Regions from separate parts of the Homo sapiens genome. Here all the other regions are linked to region 1. Evidence: chromatin loops called from intact Hi-C (ENCODE). Cell type or tissue: PC-9. All regions are shown on one strand. Links, peaks and the distances in the headings refer to the core of each region. The heading gives the core; the rest is flanking DNA.

What was found. Hi-C counts contacts between places; a loop is a spot of excess contacts. Peaks named below come from ENCODE experiments on the same cell type or tissue, not always from the same donor. Only the 100,000 strongest peaks of a DNase experiment are listed, where the experiment ranks them.
Region 2: it touches region 1 in a loop (11-fold over the local background); 2 of 110 quality-filtered maps call a loop at or near these places.
Region 3: a loop joins it to region 1, with 5 times the contacts of the local background. A loop is called at or near these places in 2 of 110 quality-filtered maps.
Region 4: a loop joins it to region 1, with 5 times the contacts of the local background. A loop is called at or near these places in 3 of 110 quality-filtered maps.

What each region holds. Positions count from the first base shown.
Region 1 is chr20:47,968,642-47,976,325 of GRCh38, reverse strand. No RefSeq gene overlaps it. Among named protein-coding and RNA genes, the nearest start is that of LINC01523, 11 kb to the left of the region's middle. RefSeq lists a silencer at 961-1,080 and enhancers at 5,146-5,645, 5,646-6,147. In PC-9, for the core only: CTCF peaks have their summits at 3,862 and 3,988; DNase peaks (open chromatin) are centred at 2,685, 3,785, 4,665, 5,665 and 1 weaker place; H3K4me3 peaks cover 4,353 bases; H3K27ac peaks cover 5,000 bases.
Region 2 is chr20:47,721,716-47,728,056 of GRCh38, reverse strand. All of the region lies in intron 3 of SULF2 (sulfatase 2), which reads left to right. Among named protein-coding and RNA genes, the nearest start is that of SULF2, 61 kb to the left of the region's middle. In PC-9, for the core only: CTCF peaks have their summits at 2,314 and 2,514 (motif pointing left); a DNase peak (open chromatin) is centred at 2,506; H3K27ac peaks cover 1,716 bases.
Region 3 is chr20:47,919,079-47,926,762 of GRCh38, reverse strand. No RefSeq gene overlaps it. Among named protein-coding and RNA genes, the nearest start is that of LINC01523, 60 kb to the left of the region's middle. In PC-9, for the core only: no CTCF peak of the experiment used is centred there; DNase peaks (open chromatin) are centred at 4,302 and 5,241; H3K4me3 peaks cover 505 bases; H3K27ac peaks cover 3,502 bases.
Region 4 is chr20:47,806,342-47,814,025 of GRCh38, reverse strand. No RefSeq gene overlaps it. Among named protein-coding and RNA genes, the nearest start is that of SULF2, 25 kb to the right of the region's middle. RefSeq lists enhancers at 3,840-4,420, 4,421-5,002. In PC-9, for the core only: no CTCF peak of the experiment used is centred there; DNase peaks (open chromatin) are centred at 3,515, 4,175 and 6,365; H3K4me3 peaks cover 1,317 bases; H3K27ac peaks cover 4,223 bases.

The sequences.
Region 1 (7,684 bases), core at 1,240-6,239:
GCAGGACCTCGTGGGACTGGCCTAGAGCTCCTCAAACTAACGTCAGTTCAGCGGGTGCAACTAGCATTTTAAAACATTAATCACAGAGTTGAGTAGAAAATATCAAAAGGTATCAGTATTATTTTGTGAAACTTTATATTCATATATATGGGGGGTGTGTGTCTCTGTGTGTGTGTGTGTGTGTGTGTGTGTGTGTGTATGTACCAGGTTCCATTGTAAAATAATTTCTTATGATGGGTTGTGATCAAAACAGCTTGAAAAACACTGGAGTGGCTTCACTGACGGAGGATTGAGAAATAATTAAGTATCTGTAAGTAAACTTTGCAAATAAAAAGAACAAGAAGGCCAGGCACGGTGGCTCATGCCTGTAATACCAACACTTTGGGAGGCTGAGGTGGGCGGATCACGAGGTCAGGAGATCGAGACCATCGTGGCCAACATGATGAAACCCCGTCTGTACTAAAAATACAAAAATTAGCCAGCATCACGTCTGTAATCCCAGCTACTCGGGAGGCTGAGGCAGGAGAATTGCTTGAACCTGGGAGGCAGAAGTTGCAGTGAGCCAAGATCATGCCACTGCACTCCAGCCTGGCGACAGCGAGACTCCATCTCAAAAAAAAAAAAAAAAAAAAAAAAACAAGAAAATTACGAACTCTAGGAAAAATGAAAGGTGTGTAAGAAAGAAAATATTATAGTACTTCGCTCTGCAGAGAATAGCATTTACCTGGTCACATGACATAAAGGCTGATTATGATGCAATTAAAAATAGTGATGTATCATACAGCGTGGCAGGAAGGGAGCTGGTGGGTGGTGTAAGAGCTAACTTCTCATCTAGCTTAGCAGACATTAGATAACACTAGACCTTGAAAGCTCTATGAATAGCTTCCCTGGCTTCCTCTTTCGTTTCTTTTCTTTTTTTCTTTGAGACAGGTCTCACTCTGGTTTCCCAGGCTGGAGTGCAGTGGTGCGATCTTGGCTCACTGTAGCCTTGACCTCCTGGGCTCAGGTGATTCTCCCACCTCAGCCTCCCAAGTAGCTGGGACTGCAGGCACACACCACCACGTCTGACTAATGTTTTGTCTTTTTAGTAGAGACAGGGTTTTGCTATGTTGCCCAGGCTGGTCTTGAACTCCTGGAATCAAACAATCCACCCGCCTCAGCCTGCCAGAGTGCTGGGATTACAGGCATGAGCCTCAGCACCTGGCCAAGCTTCCTCTTTCAGGATTCGGAAATAATGTGCGGAAACAGCTAGAGGATTACTTGTGGATGTCTCTGAGAAGAGGTGGGCAGGGAACAGACAGATTCAGTGGTGTTGCATTTGATGACCATGTATCTCTTTATTTAAAAAGGGACCATTCAGGACCAGTGAGGTCACGGTGGTGTTCACTGGAAAGACACCAGGGACCCAGGTGGCTCTTGGCTCTGTGACTTTGAACAAGTCCTTCTCCAGCTTTTGACACCAGTTGACCAACCTCTAAAACAAAGAGGCTCGGCCAAATTATTTTGACTTGTCCTTGGAGCCCTGTGAATCTGTCTCACCGTGGAGTGACTTGGGAGTCTGGGCACCACCCACCCCGACTCTATGTCAAATACCGTGCACATCTCAAGCACAGTGCCTGGCTCAGCACAGGCAGCAGGAAAGCTGTGTGGGTGTGCCTCAGGGTTGGTGGACACAGTAGACAGCCTTTGCTCTCCCAAGATGGGGGAGGCCCTGTACCATGACTTAGGGAACTGCTCATGCCTAAGCCCCCACCCCCTCCACAGTAGTGCAGAAAGGATGCTCTCCTAATCAGCTAATTTTCACAAAATGTGGGATGCCCTGGTGGGATCCCCTGGTAGGAGAGTAGATGACTTCCAGGAGCACATAGAGGGGGCAGAGGCTGCGGGCTGACCCTTGATACCCCTCATCCCCTACATTTCACATTGGAAATCCCAAAGTTTAGCTGCCCGGACCAAAGCTGAATTTCCCATTCTGCCTTGCAGCTGGTGTGTACCTTCCCAGTGTACCCTTAAATGAATGGGTACGCTCCACTTGCCCTTCTCCTCTTCCCTCCTGTCTGATGTGACTTGCACCTCCTCGGACCAGGTAGACAAAAACAGCCTTTGTCAATGACAGATCACAGGACTGGAGTGTCGAGGCTCAGCCCCGGGAGCTGCCCAACCAGCCAGGGGGCCCCCACGCCGGGGCTGTCACATGGGATAGAAGCAAACCTCTGGCTCGTGAAGTCATGGGTATTTTGGGGTCTGATGAATTTACTTACAAGTAAATATGGGAAGTATATTTTTATATCAATAGTTATTTATTCACTTCAATATCCATTGGAGAAAAATATCTCAACTAGTGGATTCACCCCTGCGATTCCACTAGGTGAACCCACCAGCAATCCTGGGGACGCTGAGGACCCTCCCTCCTCAGCACATGGCCCTCCTGACTGTTGGGGGAGCCAGCATGAAGCCCCCGTCGCCGACCGGCAGGCCCGAGCTCCTGGACTCAGCATTGACCGACACTGACTCTGTTCCCACAGCAGCCGCTTTGTTCGTCTCCTTTGTGGACACTTAGCTCAGCGCCTGTGCTGCTCGGCTGTGACCTGACCTTCGAGGGTCACCTCCTGAATTCACTCGCTGTGACCTGTGCTGCGGACCCCGTCAGGAAGCTCCTGGTCTCCCCCGGCCCCTCCCCCGCCTCATTTGCACAAAAGGCCTCATTGTTCTGCAGGGTCTGACTCAGACCTGCCCTGGTTTCAGTTTCCGCAAACACCCAGCACTGGCTTTGGGTCAGGGGTCACTCTGGAGTGAACGGGGCGCCCTGAGCAACCCCACATCGCTGTGTGATCCCGGCTCATCCACAGGAAGCCCCGGCCCAGGGACCCAAATGGGTCCCAGAAGTGGACCAGATGCAGCGCCGACGGTGATGTGGGGACGCCGGCATCTCCAACAGTGGGAAAGAGGAAACTTTCTACTTTTCATTAACCCCGTCCTCTTCTCCCCCAGGGTTACGGGGACACAGTGTCTTCACTGGCCATGTTGGAACGTTCTGGGGAGTGAAGGGAACGTCCCCAAGAGCATTGACTTGACCTTCGCTTTGGCTGAGATTTGAAATTCTCTTCTTATCAATCTCTATATCTGTACACGCAGGAGTCTGTTTTACATCCAGCCATCCCTGTGACCTCGGGCGAGTTCCTTACCTTGTGTTTTCTCATCTGTAAAGTGGGTATAATGACCACCGCACGGCCTCGCATGCTTGTCAGAACCAAATCAGACAATGCACGAAGACCCGTTGGCCCGGAAAGCTGCAGCTGGGCCCTGACGATGCCACGCTGTCCATCTGGGGAGGGGAAGTTCATTGCTAATTCGACTCAAAGGAGGAAAAATGCACGTCCCCCTGAGCTGAAAGAAGGAACGAAGCCAAGTCCATCAGGCCACCGGGTCTCCTTAGGCTGAGGAAATGGACAATGAGGGCGACATCGAAACTGCAGAGAGCAGCAAAGCCCTTCACTACTGCTGCCCGAACCCTGCAGCGGCTCCTACAGCCACCACGGGTCACTGGGCCAGGAGCAAGTTGGGGAACAGCCACATCACCATCCAGGGAAGCCCCCGGAATGGTGGATTTGCTAACAGCAGCCACACAGACACCTCACCTCACGCCAGGCTGCTGAGCTCAGCGGGGGGCACGATTGCCCAAGCAGGGGTGGGGCAGGGCAAGGCAGACCGAGTCACACGGTGGGAAAAGCCAAAAAAAAAACCTGCCTGATTTGGTAAAATGCCAGAAAACTGCGTGAACTGGGCATTTGAAAGTAAGTTTTTAAGGCGTAGCCATTTGTTGGGGTTTTTTTGCCCCGTACTCTCCTGTCTCCCTCCTCGCCACACAATAAACTGTGTCCAAGGCAGCCGCCCTCCCGCTGCCAGGACGTGCGAGGCAGGAAGGTCAGGAGCTCTGCTGTGAGGGCGCCACCCGGCTTCCGGTTTGTGCATGAAAACCCGGCTCAGCTTTTCCATTCCGTGAAGACTGGGCTTCTCCAGGCTGCTCGGTAAATAATCACGGATTCCACTGGGAATAGGAAACGTCCCCACAGCCCCATCTCCATTGTGCACCCAACCTCCAGGTGTTTTCAATCTCTCAAAGAGCCCCGACGCCTGAAATTTAACAACTAAAATCTTATTTTTCATTTCCTGAGATTCTCTTGGTGGAATCAGGCAGCCTGGCGGTGCGCAGCACCTAGGGTGGCTCATGATGAAAAATCCAGAGGGGACTTTGCCTTCCTGCATGTCCTTTTGTCACCAGAACCCAGGGACCAGCAGGACCCAAAGCTCCCTGCGGGATCAGCTGGGTCTGGGAATCACTGTCCTGGGCCCAGTTGGACTTTTCGGATGAGGCCGGTGTTTGGCACCTGGGCTGGGCAGGTGGGAAGGACAGAGGCACTGATGGAGAGAGGGAGGAGAAGGGGATTCATGGCGGTCCTGGGGGAACCCCACGGGTGCCTTTGGCCTCTCCCTGGTCTGTCTGCCCCTCAGGATGGTTAAACTGTCCCCTGAAAGTTCCCCATTGGGCAAGTCCAGCAAGCCTGAGCCAGGCCTGTGATCTCAGGGTGGGTGGAGCTCTAGAAGGCCTGGCCCTCGCTCCTGGAGTCCACATTCACCCTCAAGGCAGTGAACGGCGCCCCACTGCGCATCTACTCACTAACCAGGCATGGGATGGTTTCCATGGTTCCTGTGTCTTAGACCAGCTCGCTCACGGTGACATGAGATGCCCTGAGACCCCGCCATGGTGCAGAGTGACATTAATGCATTAAATTAGCAGCCTCTGCAACACAAACACATTTCCATGTGGAGCCTGTGACGTTCTTTGGTAAAAGGGATCATTACGTGTTTGCAAACATTCCATAAGCTGAGGAAGGGCCTCAGGTTCTGACAAGTGATGAATGGGAAAATTAGAGGCTTCAGGAAAATGCAAATATCATCCTTTGTAATTCTGTCCCTTGGCAGGAAATAAAAAAAGGTTTCCCCAAAGCACCGAGGCATTCCTTCTATTAAACGCCAGGAAGAATGGCTGTGACTCTTTCAGGCACTTGCACGGATCTTGATTTGTCTTCCACAGCCTCCCCAATGCCCTGGCAATGTGTGGGAGAGAAGCCTGTGATTTCAGCGGACTGTCCTCTAATTCAGCCTTTCTCACCTTTAATTCATGATCAACCCCTAAGGAACCTTCATAGAGGTTTTTTTCTTACTCACCCCCACCATGAATTTAATACTACAGAAATACCGCAAAATGGTTTATGCACTGTGCCTACATCTGTATTTTTACATAATGAGAGAAAAATCTTTTCACCTCCAGGAACCAGCTCTGGCCCTCTTGGGAGCAGTATTCCCCGCTGAGGAAGCATGTGCTCATTCCTTCTTTTGTTCATTCGTTCAAATGTGCAGAAAACTGTGTATCTGGTGTAAATTCTGGGCCCTGGAAGGAGGTGTGGGAGCTGCCTGGGGCCTGGGGGCAGAGCGATGCAGGAGAGGGGATAGCGAGGACAGAGTCCAGAGACACGAGGGGAGGGATGAGGCTGAGGAGCAGCCAGGAGCCCCGTGTGGCTGGGGCCAAGGGGTGTTAGAAGATGAGGCCAGAGGGGTGATGAGTCACAGTGGGGCAGAGAGAGAGATGGGTCATCTCAGGCCTTAGGCGACCCTGTGAAGACTTCAGCTTTTACTCTGAGGGAAGTGGGAGCCATTGGAGGGTTTGAGCAGAGACAGGATGTGGTCTGGTTTACTTTTTAATGGGATTCTGTGTCTGAGGACAGGTTGGGGGTGTGGGGCAACAGCTGGAGCAGCAAGACCAACAGGGAGGCCAGGTGGAGGTGATGGTGACCGGAGCCATGTGGTCAAAGTGGAGGAGGTGAGGGAGTCCAATACTGCAGATCCCTTGCAGGTAGAGCTGCCAGGACTTGCTGATGGATGAGAAGCGGAGTGTGGAAGGCAGGGAAGAGTGGAGGATGACTCCCAGGTGTTGGCCTGAGAGCTGGGAGGGTGGGGCTGCGATTTACAGAGATGAGGAAGACTGCGGGAGGACTGTGCTCTGACAAGGCCCTCTGCTGACTCTGAGAGACACAGGAGAGCGGGACAGAGAGGATGAGGGTGACTCTTAGTAGATTTATTACATTCTCCCAGCAGATCCAAGTACATAATTTTCACAGCCTGTGCAAAATGAAAATGTAGGCCACATGCTCAAAAGCAAGAACAAAATGTCATTATAGGTACTAAAATAAGAAAGCTTTTGCTTTCTTTCTGCAGTCTGTCTCTTGACCTGTCATGGTGTTTATTATTTGCTACTCAATGTTGCGTTCCCTCGGATATGACGATGTTTGTAGGGTAGCTCAGACCCCCCACAGTCAAGCCCTTTCAGGGGCAGAAGGTGAAAGCAGTCACCAGCAGGGTTATTCTCCTGAGTAGCATCTCCAGGGTGGCACCTTTTCAGTAGCCTTTTCCAAAGGAATGAGTTAGTATGACAGTTGTCACAACTTCAATGAAAAGCAGCCAGCGCAATGGGAGATGGGAGAATGAACCATCAGTGATGGGAATATGAGACACCTGGGGAAGGTCAAGGGCTAGCAGATCCTTTATATGGGCTCAGCGCTTCTACAACCTGCAGCAAGGTTCAGCCCCCACCATGGCCCCTCTCCACAGTGGCCCCGCCTTCATTCTGGCCACACCCCCATCCTGGCTACGCCCCTGCATGACCCTGGCCCCTGCCTTGTTTGGCCCTGCCCCACTTTGGCCCTGCCCCTGTCAAAACCATGTCCGTCTCCCCCCAGCAAATCTGGTCACACCTCCAGGCTGTCAGGCATCATTGTGGCTAGGGTAGACCCTGACAAATAGCTTTCGGGAGTGAATCTCCTCTTTCTATGTAGATGAAACCTGTCCAGGCAGGAATTCTTGCATTTCTTCCCCAGCCCAGCCGCCTCCTTTGTGGACACCCTGGAGGCCTCCTCGTGGTGTATGTGGGACAGGTGGGCTCCGAATCACTCAACAGATACCTACTGAGATTTACTCTGTGCCCAAGTTTCAGGTCCCGGCCCCAACGGTGAAGGAAGCGGGCAAAGCGCCCTCCCTCTGAGGTGACGTCTCCAGGGCTGGTCACAGGGACTCCAGGGCCATGAGCACATGGTTGACCACTCTGCAGATTAGCCCACCCCAGTCGTAAGCTCCTGGAGCAGCTCCCGGCTTTCTGGGTGGTTTCTACCCCTGTGGGGTGATTTATAACCGAAGCCCAGAGAGCGAGAGGTTGATGGGGGGCCTGTCCCGTCCCCGTCTCAGAGAGGCAGGAACTGCTTAGAGCTCCGTGCGCGTGGGACCAGTGGCTCCGACAAAGCCTTGGCCAAACTCTGCTTCCCGATCCTTCCCCTCACCCAGTCGCCTCCTTCCTACAGCATCTGCGGATGCTCAGCCCCAGGAGATGTGAGCTGCTCGGGGACCGCCCTGAGTTTCTGAGAGTCCTGGGGGCGATGGCACCTGGGTCCTGTGCAGATGACACTGGAGAGCCTCGAAGGCTTTGACTCGGGCTGAGCGTGGGGGTGGGCACGGGGCATGCTCAGTCCTGACCCCACCATCGCGGCCCGGGGGACATATGATGGGGGTTGTGTCCCCTCAGAAAGAGACAGCAGGTCCCGCTGTGAGCACACGCTGAGAAGAGACGGTCCAG
Region 2 (6,341 bases), core at 1-5,000, 250 kb after region 1:
CCCAGCCTTCCCCACTGTGGGGATCCGAGTATCCACGGGAATTGCACAGCCCCTCCTGGGACCCAGGCTGACCCAGCGTGTCCTCGAGAGGCACGGATTTGCCGCCTCCGTGCACATCTTCAAGCGAAATTTCTTCCTCTAATTTGATAGTCACTTCCTTTCTCTAAGACCTCAGATTTCAAAATAAGTGAAGCACTTGTTTTGAGCAAGAGTCTAAAGAATTAGACTCCGCCTTAAGCGCCCTTGTGACCTTGAGCTGAGACCTCATCCCCTCTGGGCGTCAGTCTCTCCATCTGTGCAGCAGTGTTGTGACATCTAAGCACTAGTCACCCAGTGCCTGTGATAAGACGCCACCCTGAGTGATACGTGACCTGTGCCCACAAACCCAGGAGGAGAGGTTCCCTGCGCCGTAAGAGGAAGTGGCCACGGGGAAAGAGGAAGCTGATGTGAGGCCGATGGGGCAGGGTTTCCGATTGTTTCCAGGCGACACCCTCTCTGTCCCACCCCCTTAGCAGGTGTATCCACTTCCCTAGTGGACCACAGACTGGGTGGCTTAGAACAAAAGGCGATTTTCACAGTTCCGGGAGCCAGAACCCCAAAATCAAGCATCATCAGGGCCACGCTTTCCCTGCAGGCTTCAGGGGAGGGTCCTTTGCCCTTGAGTTCCTGGGGGTTGCTGGGAATCTTGGCACCCCTTGGCTTGTGGCCACATCACTCCAGCCTCTGCCTTCATCTTCATGCGGCCTCCTCCCTGTGGGTCCCTCTCTTCCCGTGGCCTGCTCCTCTCTGAATCAGTGTCCAAATTTCCCTCTTCTGTCAGGACACCAGTGATTGGACTAGAGCCCGCTCTGATCCAGCGTAACTTCATCTTACAACACCATGTTACAAACACGGTCACCCTCACAGGTACCTGGGCAAGGACTTGAGCATATATTTTGGGGAACACATTCATCTCGTGACGGCTGGTTTCTTTCACACATTAAACCCCGCCCCCCCCCATAAAGGCTGCAGAGCCGATGTCAAACTGAGCAAACCTGCCGCTCTTCCCCTCTTCACTGCCCCAGCTGTGGTCCTGGGTGGGGAGCAGTGTGGCCGCCCTGAAGATCAGCTCCATGCGTAGCCTTCCCTTCCCAACCATGGTTTCTCTCAAGGAATCTCCACCTGCAGTGGGCGTTGAAACAGCTGCAGGGTCAAAAGTGAGGGAAGGGTGACTGTGGTGACAGACAGGCACACCCTGTCTCCTGGGCCTCAAGAGGCTTCCGGGGGTTTCAGAGTGCATGAGACCTTTTGTAGTCCTCTCCTAGGTGCTAGCTGTGACTCCCTGAACATTCTGGAATGAGTTAGGCTGGAGCCAAATGGCCCAGTACCGTTGCCACTAGCCACAGGGAGCTATTTAACTTTACGTTAATTACAATTAGCATTTCAGTTTCTCAGGTGCACTAGCCATGGTTCAGGTATTCAGTAGGCGCACATGGGTTCTGTACTGGATAATGCACATAGAGAATGTTTCCATTGGCACAGAAAGGACTCTTGGACAGCAGGAGAATAGAGCCTATGGCTGGGCCTGTAATCCCGGCACTTGGAAAGGTCGAGGCAGGAGGATCTCTTGAGGCCAGGAGTTTGAGACCAGCCTGGGCAACATAGTAAGACCTGTATCTTTACAAAAAATTTGAAAAAAAAAAAATTAGCTGGACATGGTAGTCCATGCTTGTAGTCCCAGCTACTTGGGAGGCTGAGGCAGGAGGATCACTTGAGCCTAGGAGTTTGAGGCTGCAGTAAGCCATGATCACACCACTGTACTTCGGCCTGGGCAACAGAGTGAGACCTTGTCTCTAAAAAAGAAAGAAGAATAAAGCCTAATCAAACAAAATCTTTTGGGAGTGGGGAGTGACACACAGCACTGAGAAGGGGCAATAAAAACGCAGGGGGTGGTGGCTGTCGAACTTTAGGTGAGTGCTTTCCGTGATTCCTCATCTGTAATCCAATCTCCTCCTCCTCATCCCTGCACTCACTTCCCCTTATGCTCCCAGTACCTTGATCTGTCTTCCCAAACCTTCCTGGGTCTCGGGTCAGGGTCTCAGGACAGGTTCCTGTTCTCCGAGCAGCAGACACCATCCATCCCGGGGCCAGCAGGTTGTGCCAGCCCACACAGCGAGTCCTTTGGGAATCCATCCGTGTCGCAGGGGATTTGAGCAAATGAAGGGAAACCGAGTTCCTACACCGAGGCCGGGAGCGGGGCTTCCTCTGTCATCCCTGTGTGAACCCGTTCTAGCCTGGGGGCTCCAAATGCATAGAGGGCTGGCAGGTAGCCCAAAGCAGAGAGGCAGGCTGGGTGGGGAGGGGGTGCCCAGATTTCAACTGTGGACTGTTCACTCTACTTTTTAAGAATGAGCAACTGAAAACACCGGGCAGGCCCACAGCAAACACACCTGAGGGATGGATTGGTCTGCAGGCCACCGGCTTGCAAACTTCTTTCTAAGCTGGTGGTTCTCAAGGGAGCACACCGCCCCCTAGGGGTTAAACTCTGTGACTGCATTGCCGGTGATGGTGAAGGATTTGACTTTGCTGGCTTCCTGGGGGCGGAGACTAAGAAGGACTTTGATGTCCTGCTCTGCACAGCAGAGTCCACGTGGCCCCCACATTGCATTGTATTCCACATAGCTTCTGAGTTTCCTACCACATCACTCATATGGGTAGATTATTTTATGTTTATTGTCATCTGAGTCTTGAACCTACGTCTATTTTATATGTAAATACTGGAGGGTTTTTGCATATTCCCAGGAATGTACGGAATAAGAAAATGGAGGCAATATTATACTTGAGTGCAAAACTTTCCCAAGAGTCATTCCTTATTTCTGAAAGTCCCATCCCCGATGACAGTGCTACGCCAAAGGATTTGAATGGCAAATGTCGCCCGCCCACCCAGCTGCCCTTGTAATTGTCACATTCCCAGTGAATCTGTGTCTAGGTGCAGGCGTCTGCCTGACTACTGTGTTGTGCCTTCTTGATGGATGTGCTGGGGGAATTTCATATTGAAATTTATCTTCATTATAAATTGCTTTCCTTTTATTTTCCCTGTAGATTGCAGTTAGAGCATTATATTGATTTTGTGGAAATGACATGCATAGGTAGCTTTTGTTACCTATAAATTTCCTTTCAAGAAAACAAGGGCGCTCTACAAAATATTTGTCATAGAAATGGGAGGTCAGTCTGATGGCGCTGAGAACAGCTCTTTGAAAGGTGCAAGTAGTGTCAGATTCCTCCAAGGCGATAATTAAATATCCATTGAGTGACAGGCCTTGTTCTGAGGGTCTGTTGTGGATTTTCTCCCCCTCCTCTAGTCCATCCCTCTGAACAAAACCACACTTTAAAAGGCACAAGACAGATATTTAAGACACAGCTTGTCCTCGTGGTGACTCAGCAGGCAATAAAACCTGTCACTAGAGATGGAGCCCTCCATACCCAGCTAATTGAGTTTCCAGGGAATGAATGGGCCTCATCCTCATTTGCAGGAGCTGCAAGACCCTTCTAGGGAGCGGATGGCTGGAGCCAGCATTTAATTAGGCACAGGCAGCCCGCCCTCCATGCCACCAACACCCAGAGCTCCGCCTGGCCCTGCTACAACCAGTCAGCAGGGCCTTGGTGTCCCCCGCAGCCCAGTCTTCCTCAATAGCCACAGCCTCACTAAAAACAGGCAGGCGGAAGACAGGAATGCATGGAGTGGCAAGACAGAAGCAGCTCTCGCCTCTCGCCCTGGCGATCTGCTTGTCCCTGTTTGTCCCCAGCAACTGGCCATTCCTTCTCCCCACCCACAGCCGGAGGACACTTTTAAAAATTGTAAACCTGACCACATCACTTCCGGCTGAAAACCTCCTACGGCTGCCCACTGCTTTTTGGATAAACTGGCATCTCCTCGCCAGGGCTGCCAAGACCTTGTTTGGCCTGGGTGTGCTCACCTCTCTGTCCACATCTCCTATCTGTCCCTTCCTTGGTGACAGCACTCAGGCTGCCTAGCCTCTTTGTTCCTCAGAACTTCCAAGGTCCATTCCTGCCCCAGGCCCTTTGTATGTGCAGTTACCTCTGTCTGGAGCACTGGCCCACAACCATTCTGGTACAAGCAACCGGTTTCGTGGAAGACAGTTTTTCCACGGACTGGGGGTGAGGGATGTTTTGGGATGATTCAAGCGCATTTCATTTAGTGTGCACTTTATTTCTAATATTATCACATTATAATATGTAATGAAATAATTATACATCTCACTATAATGTAGAATCAGTGGGAGCCCGAGCTTGTTTTCCTGCAACCAGATGGTCTCACCCGGGGGCAATGGGAGACAGTGACAGATCATCAGGCATTAGATTGTCATAAGGAGTGCACAACCTAGATCCCCCGCATGCACAGTTCACAACGGGGTTCACGCTCCTATGATAATCTGCTGCTGATCTGATAGGAGGCAGAGCTCAGGCAGTGATGCAAGTGATGGGAAGCGGCTGTAAATACAGATGAAGTTTGCTCACTCGCCTGCCACTCACCTCCTGCTATGCAGCCCAGTTCCTAACAGGCCACAGACCGCTACCTGTCTACCTGTCTGCAGCCCAGGGGTTGGGGATCCCTGGTCTAGAGCGTTGTTCACACACTGCGGAGAACTTCCTCCATCCATTCTCTCTTCCTTCCTGCCCTTCCTGTGTCGGTTAGTACTCCTCAACCCTCTCATTCTCGACCATGACACCCGGCTTTATGTTCTTCTTAGGACTTCTCGCCCCCTTGAAATTATCTTGCATGTTTGTGAACTTTTTTTTTTTTCTTTTTTTTGAGATGGACTGTCACTCTGCCACCCAGGCTGGAGTACAGTGGCATGATCTTGACTCACTGCAACCTCCAACTCCCAGGTTCAAGCAATTCCCCTGCCTCTGCTTCCCAAGTAGCTGGAACTACAGGCACCCACCACTACACTCAGCTAATTTTCGTTTTTTGTTTTGGTTTTTTTTTGAGACGGAGTCTTGCTCTGTCGCCCAGCCTGGAGTGCTGTGCCACGATCTTGGTTCACTGCAGCCTCCACCTCCCAGGTTCAAGCGATTCTCCTGCCTCAGCCTCCCAAGTAGCTGGCATTACAGTTGCATGCCACCACAACCGGCTAATTTTTTACATTTTTGGTAGAGATGGGGTTTCACCATGTTGGCCAGGCTGGTCTTGAACTCCTGACCTCAAGTGATCCACCTGCCTCAGCCTCCCAAAGTGCTGGGATTACAGGCATGAGCCACCGCACCCAGCCAATTTTTGTACTTTAGTAGAGACAGGGTTTCACCATATTGGCCAGGCTGGTCTCGAACTCCTGACCTCAAGTGATCTGCCTGCCTCGGCCTCCCAAAGTGCTGGGATTACAGGCGTGAGCCACTGCACCTGGCGAGTGAACTTGTTTTTTACATGTTTTGTTTGCTGCCCATCCAAAAATAGCACCAGGCAGGTATTGGGTACTCAGTAAAGATTTGAACAAGGCCAGGCACGGTGGCTCACACGTGTAATCCCAGCACTTCGGGAGGCTGTGGTGGGAGGATCACTTGAGCCCAGGAGTTCAAAACCAGCCTGGGCAACATAGAGAGACCCTGTCTCTACAAATAATTTTAAAAACTGGCCAGGCATAGTGGCACACACCTGTGGTCCCAGCTCTTTGAGAGGCTAAGATGGGAGGATCACTTAAGCCCAGGCCTTTAAGGCCGCAGGGAGCCATGATCGTGCCACTGCATTACAACCTGGGCAAGTGAAACCTCAACTCAAACGAATAAAAAAAATGAACAGATGGAGAACTCTTGGGCCTTAGGCTTGAAGTCAGCAAAAAAATAAAAACAAAATGGAATTTAGATTACTATCTCATTTATCCAGCATGAAGAAACATAATCGAAATTAGTTCAGGCAAACTTTGCCAGGTCCCAGTGCTCAAACGCTGTCAGAACCCTGTCTTTCTGCTTCTTGCGTTTTCTGTCATTGGGTTGGCTTTATTAGGAAGGTTCCCTCTTTGTGATGGCAAGATGGCCCCCACAGGTCCATCTCCCCAGTGTGGTGACCCCAGCTGAAAGAGAGGCCTCTTTCCAAGGGCTCCAGCAAAAGTTCCAGGGAAAGCTCTCATTGGCTCATCTAGGGTCTTATGTCTCTTTCACCCAATCACAGCAGCCAGGCAAAAGGAGATACCCTGATTGTCCAGGCCAACCTCATGGGCCTGGTCCAGGATTCAGAGCTAGAAAGAGCCTCATCAGAACATGTAAGGCTGAGAAAGGGGAAAGATTGGTTCCCTCCCTCTTTGGTGACTGAAGGCACAATTATGAAAAGACAGGAGAATGGATTC
Region 3 (7,684 bases), core at 1,283-6,282, 50 kb after region 1:
AAGCACAGGACAATGAAGAAAGGCAGACAGATATGGGAGGGGAGTTGATGCTTGGACAGATTTTCACCTGAGAGGAGGTTTCAGTCTGCAAAAGAGGGACAACTAAAACTCCAACTAAAAATCAGTCATCTCACCCACTTGAAGAACCAGAGGACCAGGCTCTGGGAAACCATAGCCACTGGAATGGAGCAGGGAAATTACAAATGCAGAGAGACATCAGAGACAGGGAGCCCCAAATTTTATGTATAAACTTTTCAAATGTCTAGCTGGTCCCTAAACCACATATGTGTAGGCAGACTACAAGTAGCCCAGCTAGGGTTGCCACAGAATTGAACTGAAATTTGAGCTATTTCCCACTCCAGGAAACACAAACCTTTTCATTTTTTTTTCTTTTACCTTTAGTAACTGAACGCAAGATCTTTTCAATTTGAGTTCAGCCACTTTAGTCACTTGCTCAAAAAATCAACAGTCTTCACAGGAAAACAACGGAATCAAGAATTACTGTATTGGTCACAATATTCTGGATATAATGCAAAATTGCAGGAAAATATGACAAAGACTCAACATAAAAAAATAAGAATAGAGACTTATCTGAAGATAACTCATATGTTCAAATTAGCAAAGATTTTATAGTAGCTGTTATAGGTATGCTAAAGGACATAAAGGAAAATCCATTCATAAGGAATGAATAGATAGGAAATCAAAATTAGAGCAAAACTCAGAATTGCTATGTGAGCTATTGGAAAAGACTTTGACAAAATGTGAAGCTAATTCTCAGGCAATTCCTTTGAACCAAAGGAAGAGACTGAAACTTCCTAGGACCACAGAATAGAACTTGAGAAAGAAACAAATACAACAGAAAGAAAACCTCAGAATTAGAGAGAAACTCAGTGTTCACACGATTAAGTGCTTCAATCTAGCCATACCTGAAGCCAATATGTCCCCCGGGCTTTCCTGTGAATCACAGCATGATTCAAGCAATCCTTTTATTCAAGCAACCTTGAGCTGAGATTTTCGTCCCTTGAGTAGGAAGAGCCATACTGATTGTCTTATGTAGGGTTCTCTCAGAGGCAGGCATGAAGACAAATTTGAGTGAAAGTCATTTATTTGGGAGCCATAAAAGGAACAGTAGGGGAATAGGAAATTGAGATGTGAAAAAGAAAGGAAACCATCCAAGGTGACTTAATAGGCACGACGTTCTAGAATAGGCAGTTCAGGTTGAAGGCTGTGAAGAACATGGTGAATTATCCCACTCAAAGGGCAAAGAAACTGGGATTTTGAGCCACCAGCTCACTTCCATCACTGATTAGGGGCTGTCCCTGGGGCATTAACTCTCTGGCACCTCCAGCCTGCCCCACACACAGGCTGAGCACACTCCAACAACCAAAGAAAGTTCTTAGGCGGAGAGCCGCAGGTGCTCACAGTAGATGTCACTGGCATTTATTTATAGGAACAGTGAGTACCTAGGAGAGGCGGGCAGGGTACCAACAGCATCTGCCACACATTACACATGACCTTGGCTTTTGTGTGATTCTGAGGGTCTTCGAAAAAAGAATTAGCTTTACTTTCACATTCCCATCCCCAGTGCATAGAAAGGTGTCTGACAAGTACATAGTTGAGATGTAATAAATAGTTTTTCTCTCTGAATGGCAGGAGGACTATTTCCTATGGAGGTAGGGAAGACAAGATCTGCAGTGACTGATTATCTTCTTATTAAAGGCTAATGGAAGTTCAAAATTAAGCGGCAAGATGGCTGCCTTTAAATGATTTCCCACATGTTAAGAAAATGGAAGATTTCCTGCACTCTTGAGAACCAATGTTTTATTTCAGGAATGTTTTGGACTGTTACAAGTATCCCAGGGTATTGCTTTGCTTTACCTTCCACAGAATTAAAACGGAACATTTCTCTCCCGCCTATCGCAACTGGAATGACAAAGCAAAGGGTTGATATAGGATTTTGTAGGGTAGATTTTGGTCTCTCAGGAGAGTTGCCCGAAAGTGAAAGAAGTGGCTCCTGTACAGGTTTTGTGCCCTCCCAAAATTCTCCCAGTGCGTCAACATCTGGGCATTCAGACAAATGGGGGAGGGGGAGAGTTACCATTTAACCAAAGAAATACTTTCAACTCAACACATTCATTGAGTAGCTCTTAGAATTTCAATCCACAGAATTCTAGAATGGTGGATTTTATTTGGTCTAATCCTTAACATCCTCATTTTGTATGTCTCCAGAATTCCATTCACTCATTGAACAAATATTTTCTGAGCATGTACTATATGCCAGGTGCTGTGCTGCATACTGAAGACACAGCAGTGAACAAGACAGAGAAAAGTTTACAGCCATGGAAGCTGGGTTATGGAGAAGAAAGTGATAATAGTGAATAATTCTATGGCACTTACCACGTGCCATGCGATAGGTTATGTACCTTACAAGTGTTCTCTGGTGAAATCTTCCGGAATTATTCTCTAATCTGGTGTTCTTATTATCCCCAGTTTACAGGTGGGAAAAAAGTAGGCATAGAGACCTTAGGAAACTTGCCCAGGGTCACAAAGCCAGAAAGTGGTGAGGTCTGGATTCAACCCTGCTCTCTGACTTGATTCCAGGTGCTCAACCTCCATCCTCTGACTGCCCTGCAGGTTGTTTATTCCATAACTTTCATTAGCTGTCTACTGGGTGCCACACACTGTGCTAGGCACTGGGGTTGTAATGAGGAAAAACAAACATGACTGCTGCTCTCATTAAGTTTACATTCTAGTCCTAGACCACATGGGTCAATAAATTCATTCATTTATTCACTAAGTGAGTTATTACTAAATGACCAGTATGCAACTATCAGCTCTAGGGTTTCCAAAGTTAAGAAAGACATGCTCTCAGCTAAGGTGGAGCAATTTGGAGGTGTGTATAATGCTTACGTCACATGCCCAGCTGAGGGGGTGGAATCAAGATGTGTGCATTCAGCTGACCCCTTACCCCCAACTCCATGTAGGTGAGTAGTCCAGCCATCGGGCAATACTTCCATGGCCAGTAAGTGGTAGATTCTGGAGCTTAAATTCATGTGAAGAGGAGGCTTCCCTGTGCCATTCTCAGCCCAAATCATAGGCAAGACAGAGTGAAGTGAGGGCAGAGGCTTCCAGAAAGCAAGGGAAGCCAGTCTACAGAGAAGCTCCAAGAAGCTCCCAAGAAGAACAGAGATTTGATTCCCTCCAGCCCAAAGTTACCCATGGTTTGAATGGTTTTAATCCCTGTGGATCAATTGAGGAACTTTAAGAGGAAGCCATGTCCATACAGAACAATGCCAAATCCATTTGAAATTCTAACCAATTCAGCACAATGTGAACATGCGTACATACACACATTAAACACATTTAGAGTTCTAATCAAGGTGACCAAGATACCTTTGGAATCTGATAGGTGTAGTGAATACTGTTGACTGCCTACCCAAAATTTCAATGCCATACACACACACACACACACACACACACACACACACACACACACACACCCAGTTCTTCACTTTTCAGGAATCCTGTTTTCCCTGCATCCCAGGGATTCAAGAAAGTTCATCCTGCTCCCATCCTAGCTACAACACTGTTCTAAGGGTGATCCCAGTCATTCCATTGATAGGGTTTTGGTCAAGAGCACACATATCATGCAACTGAGGTCAAGAAGATTCAAAAATGGGTTCGCTTGTGGTTTCTAGGAAACTCCCTGCTTGCTCTTCTGAGAATGCTTGCAAAGGTTACCTGATTTCTTCTTCACCCAGGAGGAAGTCCAGCCTTGGGATAAAGTCAACACAGAACAGCAGGGCAGAGATGGAAAGGGTCTGATCCGTGAAGACATCTTGGGATTGCTGGATCACCTCTAGATTATATGAACCAACATATTTTGTAATTGTTTAAGCCAATTGCCATATGAGTTTCTGTTATTTGTTCCGAAAAACATCCCGATACACAGTTAATTTGCAGTATGCTTTGGAGAGCTGTGAGCTGATTTTTATTTCCTCTCACATTTTCAACAAGAGTGTTCAAAGTTCAAACCACACTTGGGAGGTGCCAAATATCTTACCATCACCAAAGAAGCCATACAAGGGAGAATATTCATTTTGAAAAGGAGGTGGTTTTTTAATGGTTGGTATTAAGTTCTATCTTAAAAGCATAATGCACCCAAAAATTGACCAACAAAACAGCCAAAAAAGTGCTATTACTTCAAAGGGTCCCTTTACCTGGGGCCTTGCTCAATTCTGCTTGCCTAACTATGCCTAGATAAATGCATGAAAAGTAATATTTACACTTTTGCTTGGTTGCCGTGTGTGACTAAGTGGATGAGAACGAGACAGACGGAGAGAGAATGAGGAAATGCAACAACTTCTCCCAATTCACTGTTTCCTGAGTTTTCTCTCTTCTGTTAAACTTCCCCAAACCAACTTTCCAAAATCACGGTGTGATGGGGAATGTGGACATCATTAGCATCAATTGTTTCAGACCTGAAACCCAGACCCAGAGAATTCCTTGTTGCCCTTGGAGCTATTTTAAGGTTTAAAATTTAAACCATATTCCTATTTTCTATATATTTTCCAACATTTCTGCTGAATGTAATCCATATGGAAGGATTTTTTTCTTCAAAGAGAAAATATGGCCTTGGTGGGAATGCTGGTCTTGCAGCTGCTTCCTCCCCTGCACTTCACCCGTGCACACAGCCCGAAACTCACTCCGGCTGGGAAGGAGAGAGGCTGCATTCAACATAAATGCAAAATGCTCCAGACATTCATGATTATCTGTGCTGTGCATGAATAACGACAGCAGCTTGCAAGTGGGCAGGACTTGGCGGCGAGGCCCCATCACAAATCCACTGCCACACCAACACGCTCCAACGAAGTGCCTGTGAAATCTGCCTTCAGTCACTAATTTCACACTCCAGGGACAGAGCTGCGAACAGCTCCGAGCTCATAATTCTCATTTTAATAACAGTTTCCTTAACCTTCAGACATGCTTTTATGGCATTTTTTCCACCTTTTAAAAAATTAAAATGCTCAATTCCTTTAAGGTTAAGTCTCAGGTTTGCTTTCGTTTAATCATCTCTTTACCGTGTTGACTTTGCAAACAGAAGAGATTTTATATTGTCTTTGGATCATTTGTGAAGCTTTTTCTGGCTCGGCTGCATTTTTTAAAAAACAAAATGAATCGTTCACATATTCTGCATTCATTTTTCCCTCTCCTGCAGCTTTCTAAATAATGTAGGTATTTTGGATGCTTCTGTCATGAGCACGGAATGCATTTGCAATGCCCTGCTAAAATATGCTTTTCATCTCCCTTCAGATCATAACACGAATTTTCTTCTTTGGGTTTCTGCAGACCTGAGAAATACCCTTCTCTTCTGGAACGTGTTGCAAGACACAGAGGAGGGTCCTTTGGGACAGAGGAAAGAGTGAGGATCCCGAGTTGACAGATGGGCAGGCGTCGACCCAAAGAGGGCAATTTGCAAGATTTCTGGGGGCTGGATTTATGAACCCCAAAAGGGTTTGCCTTGGGAATTCGGGTTTGATCATTCCTGTTAACTCAGTTGGGCATTCCCCTCAATGACTCAGACATAGTATCTATTCAGATGATTGAATATTGTGAAAATCTTGTTCAGTTGCTTTAGAAAATATATCACAGGTTTGTTTCTGATATAAATTAGTTCGTTAGGGTTGTTTTTTGTGTTTTTGTTGTTGTTGTTGTTGTTGTGGTTTTTAGACGGAGTCTCGCTCTGTCACCCAGGCTGGAGTGCAGTGACACGATCTCGGCTCACAGCAAATTCTGCCTCCCAGGTTCAAGCAATTCTCTGCCTCAGCCTCCCGAGTAGCTGGAATTACAGGTGCCCACTACCACGCCCGGCTAATTTTTTTGTATTTTTAGTACAGATGGGGTTTCACCATCTTGGCCAGGCTGGTCTCGAACTCCTGACCTCATGATCCACCCGCCTCAGCCTCCCAAAGTGCTGGGATTACAGGCATGAGCCACCACGATGGGTGTTTTTTGTTTTTTTAATAAGCCATGGTTCTCATCATAGTACTTTTAAGAATAGGATTGGTTTAGCAATCAGGAAATTAGAGGCATCAATCTCAACGACAGATCCTGTCCTTAAAGATTTAACATTTTGTTATTTGTGGATTTTCTTGCTTTGGTTTTGACATGTAAACTATTCCATTACAATAATATTTATCTTGATTTTTCAGAGTTTTGGCATCCCCCCTCAAGAAAGCCCAGGGGAAGAACGTTAATTGATTCATCTTAGTCCCATTCCAGAATTTACTTCAAGCCCAAGGGTGAAGTGAGTTTAGGGGTCCCCTTCTGAGGACAGAAGTTTAGGGGCCCCCAGCCTTTCCCTTATTGAGATGGTGAGTTTGGATCTTGATATGGTTTTGCTCTGTGTCCCCACTCAAATCTCATCTTGAATTGTAATCCTCATGTGTCAACGGAGGGACCTGGTGGGAGGTGATTTGATCATGGGGGCAGATTCCCCCATGCTGTTCTCCTGATAGTGAATGAGTTCTCATGAGATCTGATGGTTTTTAAAGTTCTCTATCTCTCTCTCTCTCACACACACACACACACCTGCCTCCATGTAAGACGTGCCTTGCTTCCCCTTCCCTTCCACCATGACTGTAAATTTCCTGAGGCCTCCCCAGCCATGCACAACTGTGAGTCAATTAAACCTCTTTTCCTTATAAATTACCTAGTCTCAGGCAGTTCTTTATAGCAGTGTGAAAATGGACTAATACAGCTCTGTCTTGGAAAGAGGGAAGATTTAAGAGTTTGTAGCTGGCCGCAGGTCTCAGCTCTCCTGAAGCTTACTGACGTCAGGAATTAAATCCCAAGTGAGCCACTGATACATGCCATCCACTTCCCACCACCTGTCTTACCCTCTCTTTTCCCCTCTCTCTCTGTGTTCTCATTGTGACATGTGGCGTGGCTGGCATCGCACTTTCAGGATTATTCCACATCAGAACAGCAGAGTGCCAGAAAGTTCTTTGTGTGAGGGTCTCTCAGATGAAACCCCCAAATACCAGGATCCCAGTATCATCCTTGTGAACACAAGACACACACCTGAGGAGAGGGTGGGGGTTTCCCAGGAAAGTATTTCAGATTCAGCTGTGATCCTGCTCAGCCCTACCCTCCCCTGCTCTGAGATTGATGTAAAAGTCAGCTTTGTCACTCTCAGTGCCCTTAAGTGTCTGCCACATCTACACAAAATACCAGCCACAAATCTTGGATATGTGCCCTCCAAAATGCCAACCCTTCAGACATGTGGGAATGTCTAGAAATGTCTACTTGGGTAAGGGATCCCACTGGCCAGCTACCGACCATTTTCCCAGATGACTGAAGCCCTGGAGTTGTTTTGGACTGGTTATTATAGTGGCAAAATTTTATTTTAACCTCCCAACACATATTACCCTTCTTTTCAAAATAATGCAGGGGAACAAATCTGCCATGGCACCCTTATGGTCTTGCACATATCAACATAAGCCATGCAGGCAAGGCTTGAACCATGGCTCATTGGATTCTTGGCAGAATGTCTTAGTATCCTCCAGGAACATGAGGTACCCCAGGCATCTTCCACTCACCTCCCTCTCTCCCTGAGAGGCTCACGGGACAGTTTCTCACTACCAGGCAGGTTCCAGTATGTTTTCCATCTTGCCCCTCAGAA
Region 4 (7,684 bases), core at 1,585-6,584, 160 kb after region 1:
GTACCTCCTATAAGTGGAATCATACCGTATTTGTCCTTTTGTGACTGGCTTATTTCGTTCAGCATAAAGTCCTCAAGCTTCATCCGTGTTGCAGCATGTGTCAGAATCTCCTTCCTTTCTAAGGCTGAGTAATATTCCATCGTAGGGATATACCACATTTTCTTTATCTATTCATCTGTCAATGGACACGTGGATTGCTTCCGTCTTTTGGACATTGTAAATAATACTGCTATGAGCCTGTGTGTACAGATACCTCTTCAAGTCCTTGCTTTCAATTTTTTGGGGTATATACCCAGAAAGGAATCGCTGGACCACATGGTAATTATATGTTTAATGTTCCGAGGAACAGCCATACTGTTTTCCATATGGGTATACAATTATACCCCCATGGTATACCCCTATAGTATACAATTATACCCCCATGGTAACCCCTATGGTATACAATTATACCCCCATGGTATACCCCTATGGTATAATTCCATAGGGTATAGCCATAGGGGTATACAATTGACATTTCCATCAATAGTGCACAAGGGTTCCAGTTTTTCCACACCGACACCAACACTTGTTAGTTTCTGTTTTCTTGATAGTAGACATCCTAATGAGCATGAGATGGTATCTCATTGTGGTTTGGGTTTGCATTTTTCTAATGATTAGTGGTGCTGAGCATCTTTTCTTGTGTTTATGGGCCATCTGTATATCTTCTTTGGAGAAATCTTTATTCAAGTCCTTTGCTCATTTTATAATAGGGTTATTTCTTTTTTTGTTGTTGAGTTGTAGGAGTTTGTTTTTAATATCCTGGATATTAGCCCCTTATATATATTTCAAACATTTTCTCCCATTTCATAGGTTACCTTTCACTCTGCTGTGTCTTTAGATGCAAAGTGTTTAATATTGCTGTAGTCCAATGTATCTATTTTTTCTTTTGCTGTCTACACTTTTAGTTTCACATTCAATAAATCGTTGCCAAATCCAATGTCATGAAGCTTCTCTCTTATGTTTTATTCTAGGAGTTTTACAGTTTTAGGTTTGTGTTTAGGTTTTTTATCCATTTTGAGTTAATTTTTATATATGATAAAAGGTTCTTTTGTATGTAGATATACAGTTTTTGCAACACCATTTGTTGAAGGGACTGTTCTTTCTCCATTGAGCGGTCTTAGCATCTTTGTCGAAGATCATCTGCCCTACATGTGAGGGTTTAATTCTGGGCTGTCTGTACTGTTCCCTTGGTCTACACACCTATCTTTATGTCAGTATGATACTGTTTTGATTACTGTAGCTTTGCAGTAAGTTTTGAAATCAGGAAGTGTGATGTCTCTAACCATTCTTCTTTTTCAAGATTGTTTTGGCTATTTGAGGTGCCTTGAGGTTCCATATGAATTTTAGTATAAATTTTTCTATTTCCACAAAAAAATTAGAATTTTGATAGGGGTTGCATTGAATCTATAGATCGCTTTGGAAGGTAAGGGCATTTTACCAGTATTAAGTCCTCTGATTCATGAGCATCATCTGGTGTCTGCATTTATTTGTGTCTGCTTTAATTTTTCAGCAATTTTTATAGTTTTTTATAGTTTTTGGTACAAATCTTCTGCCTCTTCAAATTTATTCCTGTCTTTTATTCTTTTTGATGCTATAGTAAATTGAATTGTTTTCTTAATTTTCTTTCTGAATTGTTCATATTCACTGATTTTTGCACATTGATTTTATATCCTGCAACTTGTCAAATCCACTTATTAGTTCTAACAGGGGGATTTGTAGAATCTTTAGGGTTTTCTGCATATAAGATCATGTCACTTGAGTACAGAGATAATTTTACTTCTTCCTTTCCAATTTGGATGCCTTTTATTTATTGTTCTTGCCTAATTGCTCTGACTAGGAGTTCCACTGCTATGTTGAACAGAAGTGCTTCTTCCACTAGTTTTCGCTCAGTAGATTCCTTCTCTGCATTCGAGTCTCAACTCAAATATGATCTCCTAACAGACAGCAATCCCGGACGCTCCCTAGTCCCCAGTCCCTTGCTATCACATCAACACACTTTATTTTCCACCATTTAGTATGATCTGAAATTACACTGTGTATTTGTTTAATTGTTCATTTCCTGTTTTGCTTCCTGCACGGGGGTTCCATGGGTACAGGGACCTGTCCTTCTTGCATGCCCCATGCCTAGGATGGGGTCTGGCACAAAGACATTCCTTGATAAATGTTTGTTGAATGAATTGGTCAAAGATGGGACTGAGGCACCAGCAGTTGTAGGCTCCCATGCCCCTGGCAATGCTTCCTTCTCTCAAGAGTTTTCTTCTCTGCCCGCCCACAAAACGTCTTCATCCAAATAGGTTGATTCCTTGCCATCCTCTACAATTGCTCTGAGCGACTGCAGTCGGTCATCTAAGTGGGGATGCATAGCAGTGGCCCAGGATTAGAGGTGCAGAGGACATGCCTTTCTTATCAGGGATAGTCCTAATAACAATATCTTATTTACAACTCACTTCACAGCCTGCATGTACTTAAGCATCTGCCATCCCTGAAAGAGAAAGATAAACACAATTGAGACATTTAGGCAGAAAATGAAGGGAAGATGAAAAGGTTTAAAAATGAGCAAGGGATGCATTTTCCAGCATTGAATGAGAGCATAGGTTTCTTCCTGGTTTCAAGATAAAAGAGAAAAACCTGAAGGAGAAAAACACTCAAAAAAGGTGATGCTTTATCCTGAAGATTAGCCCACAGCAGACTGTCAGGGAATCTATAGTAACGGAGACTCTAGGATAAATTTTTTTAAATTAAGAAGCAGAAGGAGAAAAGGCAGCAGCCCTGAGCCTCGACTTTGGAACGTCCTCCATCCGTCTGCGTCTGTCATCAGCTGGCAGAGTGGGTGCATGGCAGGGGGAGCCAGGGCCATTGTTCCTCCCCTCAGCCCTTTCTGCTCTCAGTTTAGGGATAACCAATGTTTGATGGCTTGTCTCTCAAGAGCGATTAGAAGCAAAGCTGCTCATTACAGGCTAAATCTCAAAGCGCTCCTACAGAAATCTCACTTCCTAAGCCCAAAGCCCTGATCCCGGGCTGCATTTTGACAAGGCTCATCTGTGACCCTGACCGGCACCAGCGGACGACGATGGGCTGACACACACAGCACTTACTGCGGGCCGGGGACTGCAGTTCTGAGCTCTCCGGGTGCATGAACTTGCTTAATCCTCACTGAGCTCAACGATGCTATTGGGATTCAGCTCACAGATGAACAGAGCCGGGCTGGGCAGAATCAATGCTCCCTGGGCCCATGGCTGCAGGACAGCGGAGCCACTTCCAGGACCCCTGGCCAGCACCAGGCCCACACCACTGACCACTGCCCACTGATGGTGCTCTTGACAGAAAAGGGGCCTCAGTGACAGCCCTGATACCAATATTGCTCCAGATGCCTCTTTCCAGGAAAAAGTCCTCTTCTGAGACAGTGAATCCAGTGAACCAGACTTTTCCAGGGCTCTCAGAATTTTGGCTGCATTCCCACAGTTAGAAGTGTTGGAACCAATTTGTTCTAAAGAGAGTGTGGAAATCTCTATGAAAGCCACCAGTCACCACCCTAACATGAAAGAGGGACATTCGAAAGGAGATTTCTAGGAGGGAATTAGCAGGAGGAGACACTTTGGCCCAAGACAAAGAGCAGGGCTTCGAGAAACCACCGGCAGAGGCTGGGCTACTCTCCAAGCAGGACAGCATCTCTCAGACTATTCTTCCCCCAAGAGTGCTGGGAACCTCCGAGGGCAGAGGGGATGCTGGACTGGACCCATCTGGGAAGGGGTCCGCTGAGTGGGGGTTCCCTAAGGCTTTACATGGGGCAGGAATTGAAGGTGAGGTTTGCAACAAGGGGTGCATTCCCAGCGCCCCAGTGTCTGAAAAGCATGCAGTATGGAGCCCCAGCGTGTTTCTGAATGCTCCTCTCCCACCGTCCCATGCACCTATTTTATGTCAGGTACCGTTGAAGCAGATCCTGAGAGGAGGACCTTCATGCAAGGACTGGATCTAGGATCTGCACCAGAGAAGACGAGAAAGGGGTAGGGAGAGGGGATCAGGAAGAGCAGGAAGCCGGGCCAGGGTGCGGCCTTAAGCCAAGCCCCTTAGGGAGGGAGGCAGGCTTCAGCCCACCCTGCAGGGGAATCCAGCCCAGGGTGTGAGTCACAGCCACTCCTTGTCCTGCCTCAGGGCAGGGAGCTGGGCTTCCGGACACCTGCACTCCAGACACAACCAGCTCTCTGTTGAGGCAAGGCAGATCCAGGAGCCCCAGGGCCATCCTCTTATGAGAGCCAGAGCTGTGGCCCATGGAGGGGAAGGAAGGTACAGCCACCAGGGCCAGGCGATGAACACAAAATGCAGAAGAGAATCCCAGGGCACAGAGGCTGGCACCCCCGCTGGCCGCTCCTTATTTCTCTGCTCACTGCCTGTGGGACCCTCAGCCTGTCGCGCGCCCTCCCTGAGCCTGTTTCCCCAGCTCCAGAGTGAGAATCGTCATAACTGCCCTGACCTCCAAGGGCTGCCATAAAACCAGGAGAAACTGTCCAGAAAACCCAGCACAGCTGGGACCAGCAGCGGGCTCATTAAGAAAGCTAAATATGCTAAAGTGGGTGGGGAATCCAAAAAAAAAAAAAACCCGTTTACACTCACAGCTTTATACAGTTAAAAGAAAACATGCAACTCTCCTATAATTGACGAATATTTTCATGCCAGGGCTAATGACTTTCTTCATAATGTGGGCCTGCTGTTGGATTCTCCCATTGTCTTTGTTCTTTATATAATTCTACAATGTTCAGTTTTGGCTTCTTTGAAGTGGAATGAGGGTATGAAAACACTTGCCACGCAATCCGGGTGCAGGATCCTTCCACACCAGCATTGTCCAGTAGAAATAGAATGTGAATCACAAACATAATTTAAAATGTTTCAGTAACCGCATTAGGAAAAAAAAACTAAAAAGAAACAGAATAAATTAATTTCAATGATATATTTTATTTAACCCAACATACCTAAAATATTATTTCAACATACAATAAATGTAAAAATGAAGGTCATTTACATTTTTCATTCTAAGTCTTCAAACTCTGGTGTGAGTTTTACCCTTCCAGTGCACCTCCATGTTTATCAGATATACTTGACTTCTATTTCGATTTTAGAAATTTGACAGCTGAAAAAGTAGATTCACATAAACAACTATCCCCAAACATATTTAAAAGCTTTCCAATAACTGAATCACATATCAGTTTTTAATCATTTAAATTAATTAAAATTGAACAAAATTAAAAATTCAACTTCTCAGTCACATCAGCCACATTTTTAAAAAATATTTTTTAAGTTAGAGATGGAGGCCGGGCGCGGTGGCTCAAGCCTGTAATCCCAGCACTTTGGGAGGCTGAGGCAGGCTGATCACCTGAGGTTGTGAATTCGAGAGCAGCCTGACCAACATGGAGAAACCCTGTCTCTACTAAAAAAAAAATAAAAATACAAAAAATTAGCTGGGTGTGGTGGCACATGCCTGTAATCCCAGCTACTTGGGAGGCTGAGGCAGGAGAATCACTTGAACCCGGAGGCGGAGGTTGTGGTGAGCCGCTATCATGCCATTGCTCTCCAGCCTGGGCAACAAGAGAGAAACTCAGTCTCAAAATAAATAAATAAATAAAATTAAATAAAATTAGAGATGGGGGTCCTGCTATGTTGACCAGGCTGGTCTCAAACTCTTGGCCTCAAGCTATTCTCTCATCTCGGCCTCCCAAAGTACTGAGATTGCAGGTGTGAGCCACCACGTCCAGTCACATCAGCCACATTTAATGTGCTCAGTAGTCACATGCAGCAATGACTATTTCTTTCAACCCTTTTTTTTTTTTTTGAGACAGAGTCTCTTTGTTGCCCAGGCTGGAGTGCAGTGGCACGATCTCGGCTCACTGCAACCTCTGCCTCCTAGGTTCATGCGATTCTCATGCCTCAGCCTCCTAAGTAGCTGGAGCTACAGGTGGGTGCCACCATATCTGGCTAATTTTTTTTGGATTATTAGTAGAGTTGGGGTTTCACCATGTTGGCAAGGCTGGTCTCAAACTCCTGACCTCTCAAGTGATCTGCTCCCCTCAGCCTCCCAAAGTGCTGAGATTACAGGCTCTCCCACCCAGGCTGGAGTATAGTGGCACATTCATAGCTCACTGCAGCCTCGAATCCCCAGGCTCAAGAAATCTTCCCATCTCAGCCTCCCAAGTAGTTGGGACTACGGTTGTGCATACCACACCCAGCTAATTTTTTTTTTTTTTTTAAGTAGAGACAGAATCTCCCTACATTGCCCAAGCTGGTCTTGAATTCCTGGGCTCAAGTGATCCTCTGGCCTCAGCCTCCCAAAGTTCTGGGATTACAGGCATGAGCCATGGTGCCCTGCCTGCAGCAATGACTATTATATTGGGCAATTACTGGGCAGTTCTCAATATTTTTCTGATCTCTTTTTCAGCTTTTTGCCCTTAAGAGATCTTTCCAGACAATTCAACTTGGTGTTCATAAAAACAGCAACTCCCTTTCTTTTTCCCCTCCTAATTATCCGTTTGCTATGTTTACTAAGTTTTGCAATTGCAATGCCAGGTATATCCAGAGTAAACAGGTTTGGAAACAAACCCCTGAATTTCAGCAGGCAGAGAACACGATGGGCATTTCAGAGAGTGGCAGATAGCCCCAAGCTGTGGGCTTGTCCCTCTACTTACAGAGGAACGGAGGGCTTGGAAGCATCAGGGGAGTGAGTTAAGGGAGTTGCACAGAGAAGATTCTACTCTGCATTGAAAGCTCTAATTTCAGTGAGTAGCACGCAAAAAGTAATTGTTGTCATCTCTGCTAGTCTAAAAGCACACCACTCCACCAAAGCCCTGCTCAGACGGCTGCCTAACCAATATCCTTCTTCACGTTCCTCCTCCTGACAGAAGCCTGACTTTGTCCTGGTGTCTACCTGTTCCCCATGCAGCCCCTTGGTTCAGGGGATGCTGACGTGGTCCTCAGCTTCAGGGTCATCCCAATTAGTCTACAGTTACTACATTCAGCAATCTCCTGGTGATTGTCAGTGGTCCCGGAAGGGACACATGGGCCAAGATGGCCAATTGTACTGAAGACAAGGAGTACATCCCACACTTGAAGGAGTGATTTCTCTCTCAATGCCAGGGGACCTGTGATAGGGACAGGAGGCAGAGAAACTCTGGGCAGAAGAGGGCGGTCCCCAGCAAGGGTCCTACCCTCAAACCTGGAACCATGGCCCGAAGTGAGAACACGGATTCCTGTTTTCTGACTTGAATGTTGCCTTTCCAAAACCACACATGACACGCCCCACCCCCCATCCTGTGCCATAAAAACCCCAGGCTTCTCCAGCAGAGAAGAGGAGAAGTAGCTGGACGTTGGAGAGAAGCAGCTTGACTTCAGAGGGACGGCTTGACAGTGTTGCTTCGAAGAGGATGAAGAGAATGTTCCCCAGCGGGGAAAGATTATCTTCCCGCTCTATCCCTTTTCCATCTCCCCTTTCATCGGCAATAAAATCCTCCATATTCACCACCGTCCAATTCGTTCATGCGACCTGATTTTTCCTGGATGCAAAATAAGAGCTCAGGTGCCACAGGTGTGGACACTAAAGGCTGTCACACTGACCGTCTGCTCTCGCTGGTGGAGAGAAACAACCTCATGCAAAAAGGCA